2 separate regions of the Mus musculus genome follow, and region 2 is linked to region 1. A link is a loop called in an ENCODE intact Hi-C map of the cell type or tissue named here. Cell type or tissue: gastrocnemius. All regions are shown on one strand.

What was found. A loop is a pair of places that touch in the nucleus more often than their neighbours do. Peaks named below come from ENCODE experiments on the same cell type or tissue, not always from the same donor. Only the 100,000 strongest peaks of a DNase experiment are listed, where the experiment ranks them.
Region 2: it touches region 1 in a loop (4-fold over the local background); 37 of 42 quality-filtered maps call a loop at or near these places.

What each region holds. Positions count from the first base shown.
Region 1 is chr7:6,135,270-6,137,769 of GRCm38, forward strand. All of the region lies in intron 2 of Zfp787 (zinc finger protein 787), which reads right to left. Among named protein-coding and RNA genes, the nearest start is that of Zfp787, 19 kb to the right of the region's middle. In gastrocnemius, a CTCF peak has its summit at 1,410 (motif pointing right); no DNase peak of the experiment used is centred here; H3K27ac peaks cover 488 bases.
Region 2 is chr7:6,188,546-6,191,045 of GRCm38, forward strand. It overlaps Zfp444 (zinc finger protein 444), which reads left to right. Exons shown (of 4, transcript NM_028316.3): 4 at 861-2,500. The coding sequence ends at 1,435. Among named protein-coding and RNA genes, the nearest start is that of Galp, 7.3 kb to the right of the region's middle. In gastrocnemius, no CTCF peak of the experiment used is centred here; a DNase peak (open chromatin) is centred at 1,118.

The DNA of each region.
Region 1 (2,500 bases):
AAGAAATATTCCAGGTTCCAGGTGCCAGGTACGTGGTGATGGAACCAGAAAGCCAAGACTTGCAGTGGCCAACTAGATCTACTGAACAGCCACACTGGGTCATTGACTCAACCCATCTGCAGCAGTTCCCATCTCAGAGTATCCAGGGGGACTGTCCCAGCAAAGCCCTAGAACCTTCATGTTTCCACTTTAACCCCCAATTTCAGATGTACTGTCACTAGCCAGCCAGGTGACCCCACATGCTCAAGGCTGAGACTCACTAGTCTATCTAAGGCAAAACCAATTAGCATCATTCAAGTAGAAAACAAATGGAGACAAAGTGGCCAAAGCAGAGATATCTGCACAACTGTGTTTACTGCTGCACTGTTAATCACAACTGCCAAGAAATGAGGCCAACTTAGAAGCCCTTCCCCAAAAGAACGGATAAAGAAAATGTCTTGAATACATACAATACAATTTTATTCAGAGGTAAAGAATGAAATCTTAGGAAAAATAGCTGAAAGTATAATGTACAGGGTTAAGGGGATGGAGCTCACTTGCTGTGAAAGCAAAAGGTCCCAAGTTCAAATACCCAACACCTATGTAGAAGCCAGGCATGGCAGTGCAGTCCTGAATCTTCAATGCTGCCTAGTTGGTAGAGACAAATGGATTCTGGAAACTCCCCAGCAAGGCAACCTGAGTGACACATGGAACTTCAGTTTCTGTGAGATCTTGTCTCAAACTACCAGCTGAAGATCAATACAAGAATCTACATCTACAAGCATTGATATGTATACACAGAGAGAGACAGAGACAGGGAGACAGACAGAGAGAAAGAGACAGAGGCAGAGACAGAGAGAGAGAGAGAAAGAAACAGAGGCAGAGACAGAGAGAGAGAGAAAGAGACAGAGACAGAGACAGAGGTAGAGACAGAGACTGACTGACTGACTTAAATACACATGTGGAAGAGGAACGTAGAACAGGGGCGGGGCAGGACCAGACAGCAGAGGGAGGAGAGGAAAGCAGGAGGACTATCTAAGAGGGGGAAAGGGACCAGTCCCAAGGGTGGTGGTAGAAGTGGGTAAAGACGAAATACAGTAATGCATATGTGCTAAAGTGTCATAATGGCGCCTGGGAGACAACTGGGCAGGTAAATGTGCCTGCCCTAAGCCTGGCAATGTGAATTCAGTCACAATGCACACATGGTAGAAGACCACCAACGCCTTCAAGCTCTGCTCTGGCTTCCATGTGCATGGTGGTATGCTTGCCCCACACCCTCTCATACACACACAGACAAAATAGAACTGAAAACATTTTAAAGCTTAGAGATTCAGAGTGCCAGTGTACTGTGTGCATCTCTGAACAGTATTTGCAGTCATGACATGGAATCTGAATGTTGAATACAGCAAGAAGTCTGGGAGCTCAGGCCACAAGGACCTGCAGGGGGCAGAGGAGCATGCTATGTTAAGTGACAACCTAGGGAAGCACTGCCTAAGAACTGGAGAAGGCTGGTAAGGAACAAGAACTTTGGTCAGGCACAGTTCTTCCTTAGGCTCTGACTTTCCCTAAGGTGTCTGGTTATTCTGTTTAGTGTGCAGGTTTGTAAATAGGCAGATGTTAAGTGACTGGGGAGCTAATTAAAGGGTGGGGTTCCTTTTCAGCTGATGCTTGGAGGCTCTATAGGCCAGAACCTGTGCTCCACAGGACAGCAGGTTCTAAAGAGCAATGGGGTTTGAAAGTGATGCTGTGGGCATTTAGCAAGGGGACAGCAGGGTCAGCCTAGGAGGTCAGCTTCACTTGGTTGCACTGTCTCTGAAAAGATAGGGCAGACAACTTTTTTTTTACCTCAGTACGGTCTTCAGAGATGGCTCTGTGGTCAAGGGCACTTGGTGTCCTTGAAGATGACTCAGGTTTGATTCCCAGAACCCACATGGTGGCTCAAAGTAGCTCCAGTTCCAGGGGCTCTAATACCCTCTTCTGGCCACCCCAGGCACCAGGGAAACATGTGGTATACATAAACACACACAGGCAAAACACTTATACACAAAATAAAATTTCAGAACGTTAGAACCTGGGATATACGACTCTGCTAGCTATGCAGTACATCTGTGGGGCAGTGGACCATGCCAGGAAACCTGGTAAGGTCGAGTAGGTTCAGAAACCCCAACACCTCATACCTAAGGACAGGGAATATTTCACCTACTCCCAACCAGATTTCCTGGCCTGGAACAGATGACCACAACTCCCCACACAAAGAACATGACCCCTGGTCACGTAACACAGAACAGAATTCTCCATGCTAATGAGATATCTAGATGGGTTCTAGGGGTTAATCAATAAGCTTCCCTTCCAGGACACTCCTTCCTGAAAAGACATTTCATCTCTGGTCCACCCTGAGGAGGTTGTAAACACCTGTTCTCCACGATGAACAATAATAAACAGTTTAGAATCAAGCACTGTCTCTCTCATCAAGAACCATCGTGGGGGCCATGGAGGAAGCCTTCATCCTACAGAGCAACAC
Region 2 (2,500 bases), 53 kb after region 1:
GAGATTTGAGGCATGCAGCTGCCCAGATCTGGCTGTAGTGTTTTTGGGTGCAGGGTTCTAGAAGGACTTGCCCAAGGGTGGATGCTGCTAAATCCAGACTGGGCCCAGGCAGCCTGCCTCGAGGCCTCTGCACCCCAACATACTCTGCCTATCCCAGGTGCTATGGTGGCCTGTGTTAAGTTCCCAGCCCTGAGCTGGGCATGGAGTCTGTTATGTCACATTTGGATGAAGTGACTCCTTATATCTCTCAGACGGTGGGGCAGAAGCCAGATATTCAAGAAGAAATCAAATAGCAGCTGAGGGTGGGAATAGGGCAGCAATGAGAGACAAGTGGGCATTTCAGACAACAAAGGAAGCCAAATTCATGATGTAAAACTACTGGAACCAAGGTTGTGGACATTCCTGGGGCTCCACAGAGCAGATGGGAAACCTAGACAGAGGAGTCATATGGTTCGTCTGTCCCCTAGTTTCCCTGCCTCAGTCCATTAGTTTGTTCCATTTGGACACCCCCAGCCTCTTATAGAGCAGTCAGCCCACCCATTATGTTCTCAGTAATGTACCTCTCTCCCCACCGCCTGGCTCCTCCATCCATCACCTTTGTTCTTACATCATTATGAACCCTCACCCATGTGTCCATCGGTCCACTCCCCCAGTACTCCCTCTACCGCCTTGCCACCATTTTGTCTCCTTACTCCCTACTCCCTGTCTAGTCATCTACGCCTTGGTGTTTATTAGGCTGCGTGAAGCTCCTTGCTAGGAGGCACAGAGGTGGGAAACCTGCCCTCCAGCCACCTCCCTGCCCCAAACTGCTGCCCACCAGCTCAGCCCCAGCCCTGACTGCAGTGCACCTTTTCCCGCAGGAACCTCCTCTGGGACAGAGGTACCCGCAACGGAGAACAGCGGGGCCATGCGCCCATACAAGCAGGAGCCGGGCAGCCCCCCACCAGCTCCACTGGCACCGGTCCTCCCTGCCTTCCTGGCAGCTCCAGGCACTGTGTCGTGCCCGGAGTGCGGGAAGTCTCCCTTGAAGCCGGCGCATCTACTGCGCCACCGGCAAAGCCACTCCGGTGAGAAGCCGCACGCGTGCCCTGAGTGCGGCAAGGCATTCCGGCGTAAGGAGCACCTGCGGCGCCACCGCGGCACGCACCCCGGCAGCCCAGGGCCTGCACTGCGCCCCCTGCCTGCGCGCGAGAAGCCGCACGCGTGCTGCGAATGCGGCAAGACCTTCTACTGGCGCGAGCACCTGGTGCGCCACCGCAAGACACACTCTGGCGCGCGACCTTTCGCCTGCTGGGAATGTGGCAAGGGCTTCGGGAGGCGTGAGCATGTGCTCCGTCACCAGCGTATCCATGGCCGGGCGGCCGCGGTAGCTCAAGGGACTTCAGCACCAGGTCCAGAGGGTGGTGGTGCCTTTCCGCCCTGGGCTCTGGGGTAGCTGGGGTTCTAAACACCTGCTGCAGGGCGTCATCCCCTTAGAGTTCTCCCAACCCCATTGCCTCTTCCCTTTTGGGCCCCATATCCACTCCTCCCTTCCTTCTGGAGTTCTCAGCTTTCACCCACCCCTGCGAAAGACCCTTCTCTCCTTCCCTCATTCCATCCCCTTTTCATGGAGGAGAGACTTGCCCCAGGACACCCTTCAAGTGAGAAAGGGGGCTCAGGGAAGGAGCAGTGCCCCCACTCCTCCCTTCCAAGGATCTTGATCTTGAACCCCAGGACAGAGTCGGGGCCAATGGAGAGAAGAGGCCTGGACCCGGATCTGGTTCTCTCCATAGCCTAAAGGAATGAGGTGGGGAGAGGTACCCGAGAAAGCTTGTCACAGATGGCAGGTCACCAGCACCTGAGAGAGTAATAAAGTGACTGACTCAGTGTGTACAGGAGTCTGACTCTCCGGTGTTGTGGGAGCTGAGCATCTGAGGCACAGGGGACTTGGGGACTCCTCACACATCGCAGGAAGAAAGACTAGACTCGGAAGGTCTGGCAGCAGATCACTCCCATCCTGGTTGTCCTGGCTGTATATAGCTTCAGGTAGGTGGACCGCCCCCGAAATCCCCTTTTCTGAGCAATAGTTCCCGTTTCGTAAGTCATGGTGCTTGTAATGTCGCCCACAACCATTACTAAGTTAATAATATTGCTAGGTGCCTCCGGTCCACTCCTAATAACCAAGTGCCAGCCAGCAGGTCTGAAAGCACCTCAGTTCTTCACAGTGACCGTCCAGGAATCTAGACCTAACTTCTCTTCAGGATGCGCTTCTTTGGGTATAAAGTCTGCCCAGTCTGCTGTGGAGCAGACTCTGGGACAGTCCTTAGCCTGGCCCTGCTGGCTCTTCTGGGTACCAGCTTTGAGCTCCTGGGCTCTGCTTCCTTACCAGAACTCTATGTAATGGCATCACACAGTGGAGGGAGGTAGAGGAACCCCAATGCCCACTCAATTTTTTTTTTCCTTAAGATGAGAACTTGCTGAATCAGTCTAAGCTGACCTTGATCTCATTGTGTAACCAAAG